Linked DNA regions of Homo sapiens: region 1 is linked to region 2. Evidence: chromatin loops called from intact Hi-C (ENCODE). Cell type or tissue: A673. All regions are shown on one strand. Each heading gives the region's core, and the rest is flanking DNA. Links, peaks and the distances in the headings are about the cores only.

What was found. Hi-C counts contacts between places; a loop is a spot of excess contacts. Peaks named below come from ENCODE experiments on the same cell type or tissue, not always from the same donor. Only the 100,000 strongest peaks of a DNase experiment are listed, where the experiment ranks them.
Region 1: a loop joins it to region 2, with 2.0 times the contacts of the local background. A loop is called at or near these places in 6 of 110 quality-filtered maps.

The regions. Positions count from the first base shown.
Region 1 is chr7:75,542,360-75,547,676 of GRCh38, forward strand. It overlaps HIP1 (huntingtin interacting protein 1), which reads right to left. Exons shown (of 31, transcript NM_005338.7): 25 at 4,580-4,673; 26 at 2,729-2,829; 27 at 2,336-2,441; 28 at 492-615. Among named protein-coding and RNA genes, the nearest start is that of SPDYE5, 53 kb to the left of the region's middle. In A673, for the core only: no CTCF peak of the experiment used is centred there; no DNase peak of the experiment used is centred there.
Region 2 is chr7:75,596,692-75,602,064 of GRCh38, forward strand. It overlaps HIP1 (huntingtin interacting protein 1), which reads right to left. Exons shown (of 31, transcript NM_005338.7): 2 at 2,493-2,556. Among named protein-coding and RNA genes, the nearest start is that of SPDYE5, 110 kb to the left of the region's middle. RefSeq lists an enhancer at 102-241. In A673, for the core only: no CTCF peak of the experiment used is centred there; a DNase peak (open chromatin) is centred at 2,690; H3K27ac peaks cover 2,344 bases.

The DNA of each region.
Region 1 (5,317 bases), core at 318-5,317, 54 kb before region 2:
CACTCCAGCCTGGGCAACAAGAGAAAGACTCCATCTAAAAAAAAGAAAAAAAAATGGCAGGGCGCGGTGGCTCACACCTATAATCCCAGCAAACTTTGGGAGGCCAAGGTGGGCAGATCACCTGAGGTGAGGAGTTCGAGACCAGCTTGGCTAACATAGTGAAACCCCGTCTCTACTAAAAATACAAAAATTAGCCAGGCATGGTGGCGGGCGCCTGTAATCCTAGCTACTCGGGAAGCTGAGGCAGGAGAATCGTGTGAACCAGGGAGGTGGAGGTTGCAGTGAGCAGAGATGGTACCACTGCACTCCAGCCTGGGCGACAGAGTGAGACCCTGTCTCAAAAACAGAAATAAAGAAAAAATAAAATAAAAAGATGAAAAATATGAAAGAATTTAGACACAGTCCTGTGGGATTTGGTTGGGATCACAGGGAAGGATGCAGAGAAGAGCTCAACAGGGTGGGTAAGAAAAGGGTCCCTTTGGAAAGGCTACCTGTCTCTTCGATCTGTGATTTGCCGGAAATGGTTGAGGCCACAACGCCGGCAGTGGCCTGGTTCACTCCCCGAGAGGCCTGCTGCAGCTGGGCTAGGTTGGGGCTGTCCTTATCAGCTTTCACCTACCAGGACAAAGCAGATTTAGGTTCATACAACACCTAGAGCAACAAGGACTGAATCAGATAATTGCTCTGATGGTTCTTAGCAAACATATGTGGGCCAAACGGCAATCACCAATCAGCTTCTCAAAATCTGCTGACTATAGTCAGCTCCTGACATATCTATCATATAAAAAGTTATTCCTGGCTTCTTTGCTTGGTGGATCCCAAACTCTAAGCATTATCACTTATTTGGACAATGTGCCCAGTTGTGGAAACCAATTTGGGATGACAAGAAATAAGGACAAATAAAGAACACTCTGGGATACTGTGAAACTCTTAAAAAGGATTTGGGGCACACTTTACATGAGAATCAGTTGGGGGCATTGATGATATTGATTCAAAAAATAATTTTTTTTTAGACAGAGTTTGCTCTTGTTGCTCAGGCTGGAGTGCAATGGCATGATCTTAGCTCACTGCAACCTCCACCTCCCAGGTTCAAGCAATTCTCCTGCCTCAGCCTCCCAAGCAGCTGGGATTACAAGTGCCCGCCACCACACCCGGCTAATTTTTTGTATTTTTAGTAGAAACTGGATTTCACCATGTTGGCCAGGCTGGTCTTGAACTCCCGACCTCAGGCCTCCTAAAAGTGCTGGGATTACAGGAGCGAGCCATCGTGCCCGGCCTGATTCAAATTTGAACACTAATAAAGAGGGGTTGTAGAATCTCACAGCCAAGCCAGGTAACCTGTTCATGATGCCAACCTATTCCTTATTCGAGTGTTTCTTGAATGCCAGGACTGCTAATCGGAAGTTGGCATTGCTGGGACTCTCTAAGGCCACTTGTAACAGATGTGAGGAAAGCCACGAGGGACATGTGTGGCACACCTGGGTACAGACTGGGTACAGACGTTCCTTGCTGTCACATGAAAGGCCTCTAAGGCCAGGTGTGGTGGCTCACGCCTGTAATCCCAGCACTTTGGGAGGCTGAGGTGGGTGGATCACAAGGTCAGGAGATCGAGGCCATCCTGGCTAACGCGGTGAAACCCCGTCTCCACTAAAAATACAAAAAATTAGCTGGGCGTGGTGGCACGTGTCTGTAGTCCCAGCTACTCGGGAGGCTGAGTCAGGAGAATCACTTGAACCCGGGAGGCAGAGGTTGCAGTGAGCTGAGATCACGCCACTGCACTCCAGCCTGGGTGACAGAGCAAGGCTCTGTCTCCAAAAAAAAAAAAAAAAAAGCCTCTGTAAGAGGATAGTATGGGACCCTTAACAGGGTGAATTTTTATTTGGAATCGAATCCACCTGAGCCCTGGATAGATCATTTGTTCTCAAGGCCAGTTCCATCCCATCATCCAAGTACTATCTAACCTAGCCAAGTACTCTCTAACTCCTAAGTAGTCTCTAACCTAGCCAAGTACCATCTAACCTAACCAAGTACCATCTAACCTAGCCAAGTACTCTCTAACCTAGCCAAGTACTATCTAACGTAGCCAAGTATTCTCTAATCCTTTAGTATTCTCTAACCCAGCCAAGTACCATCTAACCTAGCCAAGTACTCTCTAACCCCTTAGTACTCTTTAACCTAGCCAAGTACAGTCTAACCTAGCCAAGTGCCATCTAACCTGGCCAAGTACTCTCTAACTCAGCCAAGTACTGCCTAACGCAGCCAAGTACTCTTTAACCTAGCCTAGTACTCTCTAACCAGGCCTTCCAGCGTCCTAGGAGGTCCAGCCAGGTCCTACCTTGGATGCAGCCACAAGCTGGGCTGTGCTAGCAGCAATTTCATGAGAACACACCATTAGCTCCTCAAATTTCCCTCTGCCTTGTACCACCAGATCAGCTGCATCCCTGATGGAAAACGACAAGAGGGACTAGGTTACGGGCAAATGAGCTGCAACTCCTCCACAATCCCACCTCCAGACCACCCCATCGCCCTTGGCTAAACAGGGAGGGGAGGCTGCCTGCCCTGTGTCCCCTGGGAGAGCCAGGCTCCCTTGTAAACTCGGTCCTATTGACTTCCTGATCAATAGTTTATTTCTAAGGGACAGATTTTTTTTTCCCTCCTTAGCTATTGTTTGGAGTGGATCAATGGAAGAGGGGTCATGGGAGGACCCTTGGTACCAATAGATACTTACACCATGACAGTGGCTCCCCAGCCCACAGCCTTGGAGGCTGAGATAAGTCCTTCTGTCCATCGAGAGTTCTTGGCATAAAACTCTTTAGGGGATGCTGTACCCTAGGGAAATAAAAAATAGTAATAGCCACCTTTTATTGAGCATGTACTATATGGCAGGTGCTTTTATACATATATTATCCCAAATCATCCTCATAGTAACTCTGAGACATAAGCATTAGTATTCCCATTTTACAAAAAAGAAGAAGATTCAGAGACCAAAATGGCTTTTCCAGCTGGGTGCAGTGGCGCTCGCCTGTAATCCCAGCACTTTGGGAGGCTGAGGCAGGTGGATCACTTGAGGTCAGGAGTTCAAGACCAGCTTGGGCAACATGGTGAAACCCTGTCTCTATTAAAAATACAAAAATTAGCTAGGTGTGGTGGTGGGTGCCTGTGATCCCAGCTACTCAGGAGGCTGAGGCAGGACAATCACTTGAACCTAGGAGGCGGAGGTTGCAGTGAGCCGAGATCGCGTCACTGCACTCTAGCCTGAGCAACAGAGCGAGATTCTGTCTCAAACAAAACAAAACAAAACCCTGGCTAGGCGCGGTGGTTCACGCCTGTAATCCCAGCACTTTGCGAGGCCAAGGCGGGCAGATCACGAGGTCAAGAGATTGAGACCATCCTGTCTAACATGGTGAAACTCCGTCTCTACTAAAAATACAAAAATTAGCTGGGCGTGGTGTGTGCCTGGAATCCCAGCTACTCGGGAGGCTGAGGCAGGAGAATCGCTTGAACCCAGGAGGCAGAGGTTGCAGTGAGCCGAGATTGCACCACTGCATTCTAGCCTGGCGACAGAGCGAGACTCAGTCTCAAAAACAAACAAACAAGCAAACAAAAAACCCAAAACAACAAAACAACAAACAAAAAGACTTTTCCCAAGGTCATGCAGGAAATAAATGGAAGTAAATCTTGGGCTTTTCTGACTCCAAAGCCTGTAGCATTTCTACCATACCATGACATTTCTGTATTGTATATATAAGAATAAATATTCTCATATGAATAAGTTATGATCTGAAAAGAGTCTAGCCACTCTCTGCGATTTGCCAAAAAAAGGAGACTACACAGTGAATACATTAAAAAAAAATATTTCTACTTGGATTTGAAAAATGTTTTTATGCTTTGGAAGTGTCTGATAGTCTGAGAATCTGCAGATAATCCTTGTCCAGTCCATCTTTCTATTTTAGAAACAGAAAACATCAGCTCTCAGGAAGATAAAAGGCACCAGCAAAGCAGGCCTGGCTGCTTGCTTTATGGCACCGTTCTCAGGCTCATTAACCCCTCCCCTGGACTTACGCCTCCCGAGCTGCGGCGGCATATGGGGAAATGGGAAAAAAACAAGATGATGATAATCCCAGCAAAGGTGTGAGACCACGAAGTGGTGCGTTGATAAGAGGCTGACAGCAGAGTCTATTTGTAAGGGTGAGTTGACTCTGCTGTTAGAAACAGATTAGGCCGAACTCCCTGTGAAAAGCCAGTCTCAAGCTGGCATTCAGGATCTGCTTCTTTTGCAAAAGTCCTCATGTCCCCCTCAGAGTACCCAGGTTTGCAATGTAAAAAGGGCTCCCACAGCAAGTTCCAACAATGTCTGCCTGTGCGAAGGGAGCTGGAGTTGGGACACATGCCTGGCCACCCTCTGGGGAGGTCCTGGAGCTCTGACTTCTCCCCAGGGCCTCTGCTGATATCTACAGGAGTGGCTGCTCTGTACTCAGGTGGACACACAGAGTAAGACGGCAGCATCACAGAGTCCGTTGGAGCGGGAGTCTGTCACCAATGCCTCCTCTTCCTGCCCAGGGCCCACACCCACGCTCACCCTGCCGCTCTCCACAATCTCTCTCTGGAGGTCCTTAGAGGCCACGATGAGCACCTGAATAGCTTGCATGAGGCTGGTACAGCAACCAAGGATCCTGCCAAACAAACAAGTCGAGGATACACTGAGATCAAGATCCAAGATCAATGAACACGACGGTTCTCTTCCCCACTCCTAGCCAAAGGCAAGCTTGGAATGGGAAAGGGAGGTAAGAAGGGTGCTGAGGTTGCTGGAACATTCTGCGGGGAGGCACCGAAGGAGAGGCTGGGGAGTGAGAGAGATCTAATTGTGGGTCTCCATCGTAAGGAATAGTGAAATTGTGATTCCTAGGACTTCTTTTCTTCTTTTTTGAGACAGAGTCTTGCTCTGTCGCCCAGGCTAGAGTGCAGAGGCACGATCTTGGCTCACTGCAACCTCCACCTCCCAGGTTCAAGTGATTCTCCTGCCTCAGCCTCCAAAGTAGCTGGGATTACATGCATGCACCACCACGCCTGGCTAATTTTTGTATTTTTAGTAAAGATGACTTTTCACCACATTGGGCAGGCTGGTCTCGAACTCCCGACCTCAGGTGATCCTCCCTCCTCAGCCTCCCAAAGTGCTGGGATTACAGGCGGGAGCTACCGCGCGGGTTTCTTTTCTATAGTGAAACAGCAATATTGCTGTCATCATTAATACTGTTATTGATGATTACATCAACTCAGCCCTTCCCCGTGGCTGCTACTGCTCTCCTCTAATTCCCTA
Region 2 (5,373 bases), core at 206-5,205:
CTTCTTTGTCCAACCTTTGATTGAACAGAAAGTGACCTAAGACTCATGGAGGCCCCACTCAAGGTCCCAGAGTGAGCCCGAGAGTTCCAGTGGCAGAATGTCAGAATCTCCTTGCAGGGCCCCTTCCCTCCTCCCAGGGAGCCTCCCGGCAGCATGTGACCTGACCCTGCCGCTGCAGGCCTGGCCTCTCTGCACCCATGTCTTGTCCTGAACAGCACACTGCCTGATGATAACTGTCTCTCCCTTACTCATATCTTTTATCAGATTGATCACAAATTATTCGTAGGTAAGGGTCAGGGCTGAGTCATTTCCTCTGAGAAAATCCACTGGGCCGTTTAAAATAAAGGCTTTTCTTGGTTTGCTTTGAATCATCGCAAGGGTACCAAACGTGATGCAGGAAACCAAGGGGCCTGTGTCTTTCTGGGGAAAAAAAGAGCAAGATCTAGCTAGGCTCGCACAGGGCTGGACTTCTGGGTTACCCCAGAGAGGTTCTGCAGCCGCCATCCTAATTCCAGCCAAAGCATCTTCCCACTAAAGGCAAGCTGCTTTCCCTCTAGCAAACAGCAGTTCATATATCACACTAAGCAATGCTGGGCTTCTCTGGCTATCTAACCTGGAGGGTCGCCTCTAGGGGTTGAGGCTAGAAGGCTTCGGGACAAGCTGCTCTGGCTTGCCTGGCTGTGACACAGTAACCAAGAGCCCAGGTGAGGAGAAGCTTCCCACTGCAGACAGAAGTCCAGCCTCTGAGGCTGGGTGCGGCCTCCGAAGTTGGGCGCGGTGGCTCATGCCTGTAATTCCAGCACTTTGGGAGGCCAAGGCAGGAGGATTGCTTGAGCTCAGGAGTTTGAAACCAGCCTGAGCAACATGGCAAAACCCCGTCTCTACTAAAAATACAAAAATTAGCTAGGGGTAGTGATACACACCTGTGGTCCCAGCTACTTGGGAGGTTGAGGCAGGTGGATCTCTTGAGCCTGGAAGGCGGAGGTTGCGGTGAGCTGAGATCATGCCACTGCACTCCAGCCTAGGCGACAGAGCAAGACTCTGTCTCAAAAAAAAAAAAAAAAAAGTCCCAACTCTGCTTGCCCGGAACTCCACCTTGCTCTGGCCCAGCACACAGAGAGTTAAAAGCTTAGCCACCCCCCTGGCAGACTCTCTCCTTCAGCCTTTGGGGATTAAGCGCTCCAGTTCCTGGATTCTGCAACTCAAAGGCAGATTCCTAGGGATTCATCAGCCAGCATGGTCCTGCACCTCTCTACAAAGCCACAGGCTGCTCCTGGGTGTGGTGGGCTTACAGAGGGCTTTCAAGTCACCCATTCCCTAATCCACTTCAAGGCTCTTGTCTTCTTCCCCCTGGCATAGGTTGAACCTGTTCACGAAGGTAGAGAGCCCCTGCCTCAGTTTAAGGCCAACCAACCTCTGAAGCTAAGACTTTCTTTTTTTCGGCCAGGCATGGTGGCTCATGCCTGTGATCTCAGCACTTTAGGAGGCTGAGGCCAGGCGTTCAAGGCCAGCCTGGCCAACATGGCAAAACCCCGGTCCTACTAAAATTACAAAAATTAGCCGGGTGTGGTGGCACACGCCTGTCATCCCAGCTACTTGGGAAGCTGAGGCACAAGAATCGCTTGAATCCAGGAGGCAGAGGTTACAGTGAGCCGAGAACATGCCACTGCCCTCCAGCCTGGGCAACAGAGTGGGACTCTGTCTCAAAAAAGAAAAAAAAAAAAAACTCTCTTTTTCTTTTTTTTTTGCTTTCATGCTCAGAAAAGGAGATAACTATTGATTATGCAACCCCCAGGGGAGTGGTCCCTGTGTTCCTGTAAAGGCAAAGAAAGGACCTGGAGGGCTTTGAATATAGGTGAAGATCCCTCCTGACCCCCAGGAGGTCTCTCAAAGGAAAGTAACTTTCAAGTGACTATGAGGTTCTACAAAGCTTGAGTCGGCCAGGTGCAGTGGCTCTCCCCTGTAATTCCAGCACTTTGGGGTTACAGAGGAGGGAGGATTGCTTGAGGCCAGCTTGGGCAATGAGCAATACCCCATCTCTAAAAATCATAAAATAAATTAGCCAGGCATAGTGGTGCACACCTGTAGTCCCAGCTACTCGGGAGGCTGAGACGAGAGGATTGCGTGAACCCAGGAGTTTGAGGCTGCAGTGAGCTATGATCACGCCATTGCACTCCAGCCTGGGCAACACGGCAAGACCCCTTTTGGAAAAAGAAAAAAAGGAGTGCTTAAGTCCTTAAGGAAAGGAGCAGGATCTTTGGCAAGTTGAAAGGCCTGGGCTCCACAGCCTTTTTGGTGTCTGCCACCCTGAAGGTCTGTGGTCTCTGCAGCCAGCCCTCTCTGAGAAGCTGCCGTCATCAGAAGCTGCAGGGACCTGGCCTGTGCAGGGTTGCCCCTTCCTGGAGCTGAGCAAGGCAGCCTGGCCCTGACCTCAGTCCCCATGAGCTGACCTCCCTCAGGGTCGGTCTTCCAAGCAACATCCAAAAGGATATTTCTGGCGTGTTTTTCCTTTACAGCCACTTCCTGCGTATTAATGGCCTTATTGATGCTGACAGTCTGAAAAACAAGAAGGGGGGAGGGAAAGGAGGATGAGATGAATAAGCCTCTGAGAGTGGCTGAGACCCTCCCAGATGCCCGCCCCTTTCTCCTCCTCCAGCCAACCTCCCCCAGCCCCACGGGTGGTCGGTTCCTCTGCAGGCGCCCAGCTGGGGGCAGAGGTGGGCAGCGCTCCCAGGAGCCAGCTGGCTGGGCCGTCCTGAGGGAGTGGGCACCACTGCCTGGCATTGGCTGTGCCCAGCTGCTGCTCCCGCCTGCCACTCACTCCCTTGGCACAACAACATGGCAATTAAAGCCCGCACAAAGAGATGCTTTTCATCCCCCAGGGAAACATTATTTCTCCCGGAGCAGGAGGAAGAGGCGCAGAGATCAGGGAGCGACCGTGGCCCAAGAGCATCCAGCTGCCCCTCTCTCCCCTCCAAACCTTCCACAGAGCCTTCTCCGGCTGGCCAGCACCGGCGGTGGTCACTAAGTCTTTGTTTTCCCACACTCTTGGGCATTTTCCAACTTCTAAGCAAATTCCCTTGTACTTCCTTAATGACATCAAGGGACATTAAACATTCCCTCTCAATCGTTTTTAAAATCGTTAACTTTTTTTTTTTTTTTTTTGAGGAGTCTCGCTCTGTCACCCAGGCTGGAGTGCAGTGGCCCGATCTTGGCTCACTGCAACCTCTGCCTCCCGGGTTCAAGCGATTCTCCCGCCTCAGCCTCCCGAGTAGCTGGGCCTACAGGCACCCGCCATCAAACCCGGCTAATTTTTGTATTTTTAGTAGAGACGTGGTTTCACCATGTTGGTTGGCCAGGCTGGTCTCGAGATCCTGACCTCAGGTGATTTGCGAACCCCAAAGTTCTGGGATTACAGGCCTTGTTTTTTTCTCTTTTGAGCGGAGTCTTACTCTGTCGCCCAGGCTAGAGTGCAGTGGTGTGATCGTGGCTCACTGCAACCCCTGCCTCCTGTGTTAAAGCAATTCTCCTGCCTCAGCCTCCCGAGTAGCTGGGATTACAGGTGTGCACTACCATGCCCAACTAATTTTTGTATTTTTAGTACAGACGGGGTTTCGCCATGTTGGCCAGGCTGGTCTCGAACTTCTGACCTCAAATGATCCTCCCACCTCTGCCTCCCAAAGTGCTGAGATTACAGGCGTGAGCCACTGTGCCCGGCCAAATCATAACTCTTTTTAATTTTGCAAAGTGCATATACATAGGAGTACCATTTGCACAAACACAGAAAAGGGATTATATCATGTAGGCTGTTTTCTTAGGTACAGATTTTCTCCTTTTTCTGTTTTGATGTCATTCTATCCCTATAACCCATGTTAAAAACCTGTTATGTATCACATACATACACCCACACATACACATAAATACCTACATACTGAAGAGGTTAATTTTGCCATTGTTCTACAAAAATTAGATTGTCATATATAGACTTCTCTACATCTTGGTTTTCTTGAATGTATCTCCCGGAAAATTCTGCAAAGGGGCTGAAAAAACTCTAGTTTTTATTATTATTATTATTATTTTTCGTCCTGAGACAGGGTCTTTTTCTGTCCCCTAAGCTGATGTGCAGTGGCACAATCATGGCTCACCACAGCCTCCAACTCCTGGGCTCTAGCGATTCTCCTGCCTCAGCCTCCTGAGTAGCTGGGATTACTGGCGAATGACACCATGCTCAGTTATTTTCATTTTTGGTAGAGACGGGGTCTCACTATGTTGCCCAGGCTGGTCTCAAACTCCTGGCTTCAAGTGATCCTCCCACCTCAGCCTCCCAAAACACTGGGATTACAGGCATGAGCCACTGTCCCCAGCCAGGAATTACCTTTAAACTTTTAGGTGTGATAAATATGTTGTGGTTAATTTTTAAAGAGTTTGTTTTTTTTTTAAACAGGTTCATTCTGAAATATTTACTGGCAAGATGATACAATGTCTAAGATTTACTTCAAATAATCTGGAGAATAAAAAGTCTGGTGGTTGATGGTATAGACCCACGGATCAGCAAACTACAGTTACAAGCCACAACCAGACCAGACTAACACCTGGTTTTGAAAATAAAGCTTATGGCCGGGCACAGTGGCTCATGCCTGTAATCCCAGCACTTTGGGAGGCCAAGGTGGGTGGATCACCTGAGGTCAGGAGTTTGAGACCAGCCTGGCCAACATGGTGAAACCCCATCTCTACTAAAAATACAAAAATTAGCTGGGCGTGGTGACGGGCGCCTGTAATCCCAGCTACTTGCTACTCGGGAGGCTGAGGCAGGAGAATTGCTTGAACCTGGGAGGCAGAGGTTGCAGTGAGCCGAGATTCCACAATTGCACTCCAGCCTGGCTGAGAGAGCTCTCAGCGACAACAAAACTCTCAACAACAACAACAAAAAAAAAAAGAAAAAGAAAGAAAGAAAGAAAAGAAATCTTATTAGAATTCACCCACTCTCATGCATTTACGTATTCATTTAATATCAGCTGAGGCTGCTTCTGCATTACAAAGGCAGAGTTGAATGGTTGCGATGGAGACCATGCGGCCTGCAAAGCCTAAAATATTTACTAACTGGCTCTTTGCAGAAAATGCTGACCCCTTGTCCATAGGATATATGTTTGGCCACAAGTTCCTTGTTGATGCTGGGGCTATACCAGGGCTTCTTGGACTAGTCTTCATATTTGTATACGTTTGAACTTTTCTATAATGAAAGGTTAAAAAAAAAAACTTTGACCCAGTAATCTCACTCCTAGGAATCTATCCTTTGGAAATAAAAACTTTTTTTTTTTTTTTCTGTTTAGACAGAGTCTCACTCTGTTGCCCAGGCTGGAGTGCAGTGGCATG